Linked DNA regions of Mus musculus: all the other regions are linked to region 2. A link is a loop called in an ENCODE intact Hi-C map of the cell type or tissue named here. Cell type or tissue: heart. All regions are shown on one strand. Region 1 holds the start of n-TEttc7 (a tRNA gene). Region 2 holds the start of Ube3a (ubiquitin protein ligase E3A). Region 3 overlaps Ube3a (ubiquitin protein ligase E3A).

What was found. Hi-C counts contacts between places; a loop is a spot of excess contacts. Peaks named below come from ENCODE experiments on the same cell type or tissue, not always from the same donor. Only the 100,000 strongest peaks of a DNase experiment are listed, where the experiment ranks them.
Region 1: a loop joins it to region 2, with 5 times the contacts of the local background. A loop is called at or near these places in 8 of 42 quality-filtered maps.
Region 3: a loop joins it to region 2, with 1.9 times the contacts of the local background. A loop is called at or near these places in 2 of 42 quality-filtered maps.

Annotation. Positions count from the first base shown.
Region 1 is chr7:58,396,778-58,400,777 of GRCm38, reverse strand. It overlaps n-TEttc7 (a tRNA gene), which reads right to left and starts at 1,463; the gene lies at 1,392-1,463. In heart, no CTCF peak of the experiment used is centred here; a DNase peak (open chromatin) is centred at 1,557; H3K4me3 peaks cover 2,243 bases; H3K27ac peaks cover 1,869 bases.
Region 2 is chr7:59,226,899-59,230,898 of GRCm38, reverse strand. It overlaps Ube3a (ubiquitin protein ligase E3A), which reads right to left and starts at 2,149. Exons shown (of 11, transcript NM_001033962.2): 1 at 1,628-2,149. In heart, a CTCF peak has its summit at 1,900; DNase peaks (open chromatin) are centred at 1,578 and 2,218; H3K4me3 peaks cover 3,200 bases; H3K27ac peaks cover 2,277 bases.
Region 3 is chr7:59,273,171-59,277,170 of GRCm38, reverse strand. It overlaps Ube3a (ubiquitin protein ligase E3A), which reads right to left. Exons shown (of 11, transcript NM_001033962.2): 4 at 157-1,403. Snhg14 (small nucleolar RNA host gene 14) reads left to right here. Exons shown (of 172, transcript NR_146211.1): 171 at 403-569; 172 at 1,907-4,000. Among named protein-coding and RNA genes, the nearest start is that of Ube3a, 46 kb to the right of the region's middle. In heart, no CTCF peak of the experiment used is centred here; no DNase peak of the experiment used is centred here.

The DNA of each region.
Region 1 (4,000 bases), 830 kb after region 2:
ACAGCAGACAGCCTGGGGTGAAACCTTTAGATAACAATGGTTGAAACCAACGGGACTTCTGAAGGGAAACAAGATGGAGATGCACTCTGATAGATATTTACTAAGGGCATTTTTTATTTTTTAAAGAACTAAGCTTTAAGAATTTGTTCTTGATCCTGGAAGGGGTGAGGTGGTAAGGTGGATCTGGAAGGAGTTAGGGTGAGGAGTTAGGGCGAATATGACAAAAATACATTGCACGAAGTTCTTTGAGAATTAATAATATATTTTTTAAAAAAGAATTTGTCTAATGTCACATGATGTACAATTGCTAAAGCAATAATTTGCAAATTACTCGAATGATCTTTATAGGTATATTTTATGTGGACTTCTAAGCAAGCTGAAAATGTAGAATTAGTATCCAGTTAAAGGACGAAAGTACTATCTTTGTTTGATAATGTAACTTCTCCAAAAACTCTTATCTCTGCCATTCATGCTGTTGGTCTATGAATGGTCTGGAGTCTTCTTGGTCCAGATTTCTGTTTTATTATGCAGTGGTTCTCAACTTGTAGGTTGGGACCCATCTGGGGTTTGAACAGTCCTTTCACTGGGATCGCATATCAAATACCCTAATATCAGATATTAGCATTACAGTTCACAACAGTAGCAAAATTACAATTATGAGGTAGCAATGAAATAACTTTATGGTTGGGGGTTGCCACAACATGAAGAACTGTATTAAAGGGTCACAGTATTAGGACGATTGAGAACCACTGCATTAAGGCAAGCAACTGGAGCATGGTGCGGTTGGTTACAAGGTTTACCTAAGCTCTACGAATAGCACAGGGATTGGTTCAAACATTGAAACAATTGCACGTATGCACTAACACATGCAGGCTTGGGTTACCATGGCAAACACGCAAGTTGGATTTGTTTGCAGCATTGAAGATTTCAAGGTCTCCCACTTCTGAAAATATGGCTTTGCTTGGAAGCTTGAGCCTAACTAAAACTGTAATTCTACCCAGAGACTGCTTCCATGCCTGTTTCCTGTAAGTTATTAGGCAAAGTGTGAGGAGATGAATAAATGAATGTGGCCTCTCCAGTTGCCTTTTGTATTACTCTGCACTTGTCCATAAAGTTGTTTCTTCTGGGAGTTTGCTTTCTTAGTATCTCAGCCTTTGCGATTCCCCTTCACAAAGCTTCTTTCCAAAGAAAGCAGGGCTCCAACTGGGCAGGTCCTGAAAGGTGGTTCCTCTGTTCACTGATAGTGTTTCTAAGTTTTTCACTTCGTAACAACTGGCCATAGGGGACTAAGGACCAGGGAATTTTTCAGAATCTAACAGCTTGACCACTGTTTGTATGTCATACTGTGAAACGCTGAGCACGTCACAAGAAAAAAAAAAAAAAAGCTGCTGTTCCCACACCGGGAGTCGAACCCGGGCCGCCTGGGTGAAAACCAGGAATCCTAACCGCTAGACCATGTGGGAACTGACGAAAACAACTTCTAGTTTAAGTCTGTTGAATCATTCAAAGCTGCTTCCGTCTCTAGCGCCCCGCCCTGCGTTTCGGCAGGCTGTCTTTGCGCCTGCGCGGCAGTACTGAGTCCTCAGTCCCTGCAGTGCTGGAGGCATTGTCTCTGTACGCGCGGCTTTGCGGATCTTGGTGGCTCTGCTCTTTGGCGTTGCATACAGCTCACATCCAACCCTCAGACTTGCCTCTCTTTCTAAACCTCGGCTATACCCTCTGCAGTGCAGTAGGAGAAACAATAGTTTAATGGATCAGCACACTGGTGCTGAGAAAGGGTAGGTCAGGAGCCTTGTCCTCAGGGTTTGGTGCTGAGACTGTTAGACTGGCTTTTCCAAATACAGGTTAGATCGCCATTTTCACTGTTTGATTTTTCATTCATTGAGATTAAATGAAACTCTGAACTAAAATGAAATGAATGAAATCCCCAAATAAGGGCTGTTTTGCACAAAGGGCCTTTGAAGTTCTATTTTAAGATCTGACGTAGATCGCCTTATGTTATTGAAGGGAGGAGGGCATTTAATCTCTGACAATAATAGAATCTCAGATGTCTGCACCGTGAAAGAATCCATAATACTCGCAAGCATTGCTGGGAAGATGCCTCTATAAAGAAGTCAACAAGCAACAAAAGTACTGTAAAACGTTCATTATACACTTAGCATTACAAAGAGCATGAGCGGGGAGTGAGGAGGGCAGGAGTCAGAGGAAGGCTAAAAAGAGACAGTTCTTACTGGATACGGAGAAGGTACTGTTAATACCATAGAGTTACATTTTAATTGATTGATAAAACTAATTGGTTCTAGAATTCTGGGTTAATTTCTGAACCTGGGGATGCTAGATACACTCTACCACAAGTAATAGGCCCACACAACAATTTAAAACAGGCTAAAATACTCCTGTCAAGAAGAGCGACAGAGGATGGAAATATACAGCCTCCAGAAAAGGCATACACTTAACCCAGAGTTTTCAATTCAGCATTCCCTATGGAGACCTGTGGCAGTCACATTTAGGAAGGATTGTTGGGGAGTTGGGTGACTTCTGGTAGCAGCAAATAGTGAACAGGTATTTGGGAAGTCTGGGTCTTTGGCTTGCTTCTGTTTTTCAAAGACAGAATAAGGCCATTTATTTACCCTCCGCACAAATGAGTTAGAATGACATGCTTTTCCTGCCGTGCCTTGTAGTCACTGCGGAAAGCCAGCTACCATGCAGAGGTTTTCTTTCCCAGCTTTCATTTCTGCTAGGCTGTGAAAGGCTATGCGATAGGTTGGTGTAGACTCCAGACCGCCTGCTCAGGAAGGCAGTTGTATTGTTTCTTTCTCTGTTGGTCAACTGTCTGAACACAGTAGACTGAGGCCCAGGAGATCCCAGAAAGCACAAAACAGAGAGTGGGATTTTTCTGGAATCACAGTACCTAAGCAACGTGTGGTACTCAGTATGCTGGTGTAGTTGCAAATCAAGTTTTAGTGCATGAAATAATTGAAAATTTGGGCCTATTTGTTAATAATACTTCAATAGCTTCCTCTAATAAGGAAAATCATTATGAAAAGTAATAGAATTTTTTACTAGCTGGTGGACTTTTGGGTGAGGAGACTGAACATCGAGAAAGAAGACTTGAAAAATTAAGAACAAGGCAGTAATACCCTGTATTTCTAGTTTCCCTCCTTTATTGGATACTTGGATACTGGGAATGGGTTTTGTGTATGTGTGTGTGGGTAGTGGTATAGAGTTCATTATATAGCCTAGCCTGGTCTTCAACTCATAGTCTTCTTGCCTCAACCTCCTAAGTGAACTTTAACAATAGAATTTAGACCTAAGAAACATTTAGGTCTGAAAAAATGACCCGTACTTTTAAAGCCTAAACCTTAAACCCATCCACAGTATTTTTGTTTGCTTTGTTTTCCCCAAATCTTCTTGCTCATGGAGCTAGTAAAATTCCTGCAGGAGACTTTCCTGTGTTAAGCCCATGACACAAATGTATTGAAATACTATGAAAATAATAAAAATGTAGAAAACAGTGTTTTCATAGAGGAATGGGTTATTCCATGATGATGAACATTCTGAGTAAAACGGTCATGGAGAGCTACTGACTATGTAGGCTATATGTGCTGCACTGCCTTTTACTAGTGGAATCATCTGGAAGTGAGTAGAGAGAATGATGTGGAGAGTGCAGTGGCTCCAGCAGTTTGAGGCTTCCAAAGGTTCACTGTGATTGCCACAGTGCTGGTCCTGGGCTATTGGAAGATTGGGTCTTTGAGAAGTGGGGTCTAGAGAGAGGCCTGTACTGACTGTGTGTCAACTTGACACAAGCTGGAGTTATCACAGAAAAAGGAGCTCAGTTAAGGAGATGCCTTCATGAGATCCAGCTGTAAGGCATTTTCCCAATTAATGATCAAGGGGGAAGGGCCTATTGGGGATAGTGTCCTCCCTGGGCTGGTAGTCTTGGTTCTATAAAAAAGCAAGCTGGGCAAGTCAGGGGAAGCAAGCCAGTAAGTAACATCCC
Region 2 (4,000 bases):
AGGGATAAAAAAGCCACCTACAAAACCTGCATACAAAAGGAATTTTCTAAACTCAAAGTTAAGCTCCTCAGTTATATGAAGAGCAACATCCAAAGAAGTATGTGTATACCACTTCACAACACACCATGCAAGGTAAATATTGACACAAATTATTTCACAACCTACATTCTGATTTTGAAAACAAAACTACAAGTCATCTCATCTTTATTATGTGCTGTATCTTTCTTAAACGATAGACTGCGAATTGTTGAAGTTCTCATTTTTATTACAGATTCTGATACATGGCTTTTTTGTAAAGCTAAGTATTTATGGATTTACAGTCATCCTTACTTAGGCTTATCAGCAATACAGATGCAGTATCCACTTCCTTAAAAGTGCAGTAAGCAGTCTATTTAAGAGGAGAATTTAATACTAAAGCAATTTCTGTCATACATAACAAGACAAAATTTTCCTTTTATCTCTCCTCAATTCTAAATTTACATAATTTACCAAAAAGATATCTTAAGAGTATTAACTAATCTGAGGTGTGTCAAAAACATTCGTCGTGTCTCTTGTCCAATAGGGCTTTGATATTTAGCTTTTTAACAGCTGTATTTCTTAAAGTTCAGGCCATCTTTATTTCAAACGCACTTCCCTATCCAAAACATTTTAACATAATCTGCTGCTTCTCCCAAAACCATGGGTTATACGAATATCCTTCACGAAGTAAGATAATGGTGGATAACACATCCCATATACTATTTAGTTAACATTTCCAACAGTACACTAGCTATTTAACGCAATCCCAAAGAGATTTTATACTGTTCTATTTTAGCATGCTCAAAAGACATAAAAAAAATTGACGTAAAATTGTCTTTAGAGGATTCTTCTAAAGCTGATAAAGTCTTATTAAAATTATACTTTCTATTTTTAAGGCTAACGCAATTATAGCACATTCAACTCTGATTCTTCCAACAAAAAGCCTCCGCATCAAAATGGGGAAAACGTCCTTTTCATTTTCTCAACTGAAAAGGGGGAGGGGAGAAGAGGAGGAGGCCAACTGCTTACAGGTTTGCATTGAAAATTAACACAGCAGTTTCTGAGGAATCAGTAACTCACGTTCAACTACTGAATCCTACCAGAAGCAGCACACGAATAAAACCAGAGCGCAATCCTTGGGCTTGAGGTGCCGCTTCATCCGTCTTCCTTCCAATCCACCCCCAATACCCCAACCCACTAAGCACACATCTAAATATGTCTTCCCCACCAGAGCGCCCCTTTGGAGGAAAAGGCCTGCCTTTCGCAGCCTGAAGCCACGGCTGGCTCTCCGATCTCTGCTTAGATGAGGCCCCCGATCTCGACGCCCTGCACGTCCGCCCCACCCCGGGCCCACTCGGGTACCCGTGGGTGACAAAACCCTCCCTCCTGCGTCCAGCCAGCACTGACAGTTAAGGCTGCAGCAGCCGCAGCCACCAGGGCCTAGTCCTGGCACCGGCCCCTCCAGACCACGCGCCCCAAGCACTCGCTCACGGAGGCGGGTGAGGGCCCGGCGCCTACCCTGTCAGCGCGGGCCGGAGGGTGACGAGGGGACCGGCGGTACAGACCAGAGGGAGCGCGCCGGGCAGGCCGCAGCCGCAGCAGCACTGACCTGTCCTCGCCCCCGCGCGTGGGCTGCGGCCCTCGCAGCTGCGGCCGCCTCACTGGTCCTTGTCGCCCTCGTCCACCGCCGCCGCCCGCCACCGCCTCGTTCCCTTTCGCTGGCGCCACCGCCGGGTCTCATGCGGGACCCGCGCTTCTCCTCAGGAAACCGAGGCCGAGAGGCCAGGCGCCTGGGCAACCTTGAAGTCGGCGCTGAAGCGCTGCTGTCGCGATCTGTCCACAGTGGGGGGCGAGGGCGGCGAGCAACTCCGAAGAGAAGCAGAAGGAGGCGCCACCGTCAGCGACAGGTCGACGGAAGAGAAGCGTAACGAGGCGGTGAACAGCTGCGTGGCCCGGTGCGCGAGCGAGAGAGCGAGCGCAGGAGGGGCGACGAGGTGCTGGCAAAGACGAAAGGCCCTGTCGTCTCCTGGAGTCACCCAAAGAGGAGCGCCACCATCTTGGGAGAAATACGGATCTCGCGAACGCAGCACTGGACGAGAGGACTAGGTGGGCGGACCGAGTATCCCGACAGGCAGCGCGCGCCAACCCTGCCGGGCGAGGGCTCGGAGTCCGGAGGCGGGATGCGAGGCGGGGTTGCGCGTGCGTGGGATGGCGACGGGCTCTGCCCCGCCCCGATCGCAGCTCTGTGGGGCCCTCCTCTAGCTCGCCTTCGCCTGCGGCGCAGGGGCCTTTGGGAAGGGGAGATGGCCTTGGGCTGGGTGGAAGCTGGCCAGCATCGTCGCCATCTTGAGACTGGGCTGAGAGAGGCTTGGTGTTTTTAGCCTCTGCTCCTTTTACTCAATCTATAGACCAGTGTGCTTCGGTGTACTCGCGAGAGCGGACAGGTCTACCCAGCCTAGCAAAGCCCAGGAGTCAGAGGGACGAATAGGCCAAGAGGGTGTAGCCTACTGGCGGCACGAGGAGGCATAGAAGCGTTTTGTTGCTAGAGCTGACCCTTACGACTTTTCATCCGAACTGTCCGAGTAAAGGATTCAGGCGTTGAGATTGGGCAACCTTTCAGCAAACAAGGCCATCAGCCTCTGCCAGAACATGATATGTCACTGGCTTACCAGACTAGTAGGTAAAAGCCCAGCCCCTCCTGTGTTGTCTTCCAGTAGATGTCAACTGAGAAGAAACCGCCTTGCTTGATCACACGTGGATAGAGACTAATTTTGATTTACAGAACACCCGAACCCTGTTAGAGCCATGTGACTTGTTGGTACCGGAGTGAGGGTTTAACTTAGGTTTGTTGTTAATGATTTTGACACTAAATTATTATAAAGACTAGCTGACATGTTATTTCCTGGCTTGCAACTTAGTAAGCCTTAATCATCTAGTGCTCAAAATGTAACAATCACATGTATTAATGTGCTTTTCTGTTTATTACAGCTCCTATAATGTGTGTGTATGTGTGTGTATATATATATACACATCATATATATATGAAAGATCTCCCCACTATAAAAAATATTTTTATTATTGGTTTTTCAAGACAGATTTCTCTGTGAAGCCCTGGCTGTCCTGGAACCCACTCTGTAGACCAGGCTGGCTTTGAATTCAGAGATTCGCTTTCTGAATGCTGGGATTAAAGGCTTGCAATTTTTTAAAATTAAAAAATAATAGGCGTGTGTGTGTGTAAACTATTACAGGATAAATAATAAGTGCAACTGTTATATCAGATTTTAAGATACTTTAAATTTTTTCTATTCTTTTTTTTTCTCCATCCATTAAAGATCCTCATTTGGAATACCATTGTATTATATGAAAGGGGCCAGTAATAAATGTAACCCTTTAAAGAGTTATCTTTGCAAACTATTTAAATACAAAACCAAAACTGAAAATCATTAGACTGCTAAGAAAAGTAAAGTACATAAACTGTTGCAGCATGTGAAGACGCTTTCAGCTATTCACTCCTAAATAAAAGTCTGAAAATGAAAGGTCATGGTCTAGTCATGTGAATTATCAAAATGTAGCCAGCAGCCCAGACTTCTAAAAAGCTTAAAAGTTTAAAGGAAATACATATCCAAGTGCCAGTCAAGTTCTATATGGAGATCATGGAGAATACTAATTTCTCTTAACAATCTGAAGAAATTATTTACTTAATGTTCAATATGTATTCTTATATGGGCCTCTGATGTTCAGGACTTCATGTATTTTGATTTATCATTTTTAAAATTTAGAAACATTAATGCTAGACATAAAGGTACATGCCTGAAACCCCAACATAGGCAGGAAAATCTTGAGTTCTATGGCAGGCCTCACTATAAAAAGAGACTATCTCAAAGAGAGGTTGAGAAGTCAATATTTATGCTAAAAATTATTACCATGAATGATTCCTGCCAACATATTTGTATACTTTTCATAATATTTTTTCATTTTTCAG
Region 3 (4,000 bases), 46 kb before region 2:
ATTTTTGGTAAGAAGCAACAAAGGTGTAGCAATACAGATCAGAAATGTTAACATAATCCTATTTTTTTCCAAAATTATAGATAAAATGAATAAATTGAAATACATCACTGTCTAGGTTTTAGTTTAATTCCAATTTTAAATAATAGTCAAACTTACCCGGACCAGTGCATCATCTATAATATGGTCACGTCTGACTTTGAGTCTCAAATACGGATTCAACTGCTGTCCTTGAACTAGGCTGTAAAGAACAGTGATTCTTCTTTCACTGTACATGCGAATTCTATTGTCATAATATAATCCCAGATTCTTTGTGACAGCATTCAATATAAAGGGACATGTCATAAAAGAGAATTTGTTCTCTGTTTCAACTTTGAAAAAGGTATAATCTTTGTCCATTTCTAGAACATCATTCAGTGGTTCATTAATGAATTCTTCAAAGGAGATAAGTGGTTTTCGACAGTCTAGAGTTTTAACGCCAAGTTCGGTTTCTAGTGGATCCACTCGAGGACCTTTCTTATTTCTTCTTTCATCTCCCAGAAGCTCCTGAAGTGTTAATTCGCTGGACTCAGGTATGGGTTCTTCATCATCTTCCTCATTATGATTTGTGTCCACATCCCCTCCCACTACATTTGCATAGTAAACCATTTTCAAACACTTTGAAGCAGCAACAATGGCATCATCATCATTCACTAGATTTCGGCTATTAAATTCATTGCTTATGACTTTGTAGGTAATAAGTTGCTGAAATGTTTCCATCATTCTCCGAATCTGGTCAGCACTGTATTTAGACCACAGCCTAATCAGTTTTCCTTGAGCTTCAAGGGGTAGCTTACACATAGCTTTGCAAAATAATGGCAACGCCATTTCCAGATATTCAGGACTGTGGAGATTACTATTCTCCATTACAATAATGAACAAATTGAGATAATTAGGATCTCGAGTATACACATTATGATATGTCAAATCACATTCCACGTTAGGTGACAGATATACAAGTGCATTCAGGAAGGCAGTTTCTAATTTTTCATTAGCGAGCAAACTGCTGTAGACCCTTCTAATAGCATCAATATCCACAGTCACATCATCAGGACCTAATTTTTGTACATTGTTGTCTCCCTGTGAACTATCACCCATCCTTGAAGAAGATGCTTCTGAGTCTTCTTCCATAGCAGCAGCAGAACATGCAGCTTTTTCCTTTTCATCTTCATCCTTGTCTTCATCCTTTTCTTGAAGAGATTTCAATTCCTCCTTTGTGTGCTGTTTGACTTTCCGAAAGCTCAGAACCAGTGCCTCAGCACTAGAAAATATTCTTCCAATTACACGAATTAAAGGGGAATAATCCTCACTCTCTCTACAAAATTCATAAATTTCATATACTTTCTCTTCAGTTAGGTAAATCACATCTAGAAAATGGAAAGAAAAAGAACATTTATGTTGTAATATACATGTTTATTTTGTTAAAATAATTGCTAGTGAAAAAGTAAAATATCTAAACATTCTGGACTTGATTTAGAATTTTTAAATGATGTAATTTACTTATTAACAAGTAATCCCAACAATCTCACCCTTTCTTGGCATTCATTGAACAAAATATAATTATTAATTATGCATTGATAATTAAGACATGCCTTGTAACCAAGACATGTACTGGTATGTAACATTAATTGTAGGTATGAACAAATATATATACTTGTCATTTCCTCATTGTACTTTATTACAACCTTAACAAAAAGCTACTATATAAAATCCTGAAATCATTTTCCTTTGCATTGTTCTCAAAAAACTAAGGAGGTAAGGTTTTATAACAAGGTTTCCTTAGCCCCTTCATTTGCAATCAACTCTTTCTATACTTTTGTATATACTAAAACCAAACTGACTCATCTTATGTATTCCTAATTTCTTCCAGAATTTCCATTCAGAGGCTGAGGAAAAGATATTACTACTCATGTAAACTCTACTGAAGTTAAAACTGCTACTACAACTACTACTACCTATGACCATTACTCAGGTTCTAACAATTCTTAACAGAGCAACTGGAAATTATTACAGTCATCAGTCATTTAAAAACAAACAGAAGAAAGAAGCTAAGAAAGCAAAAACCACAAGCACTAAAACCTATATTTATTTTCTCCCAGAAATAGAATTGGGATCATAAAAGTCTCTAGCTTCTCACCACTAGGCCAAATGTAAATTTCAACAAAGGCTTTACCATTTCAGGTTAACAAAACAAAAGATACTTATCTTTTTGGAAAAAGGTAACATTTTACATATTAAAGTTTTAGAAAGTAATATATTTATCAAATAATAATGTTGAAACCACTAATCTCTTTCACCAAAGAGTAACATATTATAATTATTAAACATTTAAGTTAGGATAATTTTATGGTTACATTGATAATACACCTCATACATTGCCAATATATCTAACATGTAAAATCTTTATTATGATTGCTACATATTATTAAAGGTACCTAATTCAAAAATAAGAAACAATATAAAATTCAAGTCCTCATTGATGGAATGGCTTCCAAAACATAAACCACAAAGCACTAAACTATATATACTACAAACCTGTCTATGGCCCATTCTAGAGTATTGATACTTTTTAATTTTATGATCTTCAATTCTTTCTTTTAAAAAAATGTTCTATTTACTTATTAGAGGTGATGAGGGTATTGAGCTGAGTTGATAACCTAAAAGAATTAATTTTCTCCTTCTACAGTGTGAGTTTCAGTAGTTACATGTCCCTATCTGAGGCAGCATGGCAAGCCAAGTTCAATTCTTAGTCTACTAAGAATAAGTAAAAAAGAAAACACTAACATGGAGCTCATTTCTCGTTATTCTAACTGAAAAAAATACATGGAATCTTCTTTAACCATTCAAGTCTACCAAATTTCTCTAAACTGTAACCAAAACACAGAAAATATCAGTAATGAATAAATAGGCAGACTGTTAGAATATAATGTTTTATCTCCCTATCATTGAATTATAAAATTAGTTAGAAAGTGCAAATTCTACATACAGAACAATATACATCCTGCCTGAAAGAGAATAAAGCTCTAGATCCACACACCTTTGATTTGCAATGTCTTCCTTTCAGAGCACAGTCATTAAATCACTCTGACATTCTAGTAATACAAACTACTATTCATTGATATTTGTTCCACGTAGTACTCTACTTAAAATGTTTAAAATGTTTATCTCCATCTCCCCCACCCCTCTCATGTGTGCATATAAATCACTGCAATCAGAAATAAAAAGTTCTAATCTGGGTATCAACAAACAGTTAAGTAAAGAAACTTTTTTTTTTTAAGATTCACCTGTACATTCTAATATATGTGTGCTTGAAAACTGTTTGAGACATGGTTTCACATAGTAGAAACAGAACTGGAAATCAGCTCAAAATCTTTAAAACATAACATTTTATACTCCAAACAGTTTCACGCAAAAACAGAGTTGTGATACACTAGCTGATAACTACACCTCTAACTAAAGTGAACAAATATAATTATCAAACTGAGGGAAACATGATTAAGCATATATAATTCAAAAATATTAAAGAAGTAAAGGCAATAAAATTTGGAGTGATCCACAAAAACAAAGAACCTGTAAAAAAGGAACACCCATGGGCTAAAACAAGGCAACTATATCCATTATATACTAGATTTTTCCCACAGTTAGTTGCATTCAACTATGATGGGATACTATTTTTCATTTACTGTTACTCTGTCATGTCCACTCTGTTGTAGAAACATGTATAATTGAGCCAATGCAATTTTCACATTCAAAATATTGATTAGCATTCACCTACTTATCTACAATGTAAACAAATTCATGAAATAGGACTGGCTATATATTTTTGAGTAGCAAAGCTGAAAGTTTTTTTTTCTGATTTTTCTTTAGTCCTATTGTGAAAGTAATATCATGAAGTTGTACTATAATTTTATTTCACTAATTCATTTAAACATGTTTCAAGTGATAGTGGAACTAATCCCTGGCA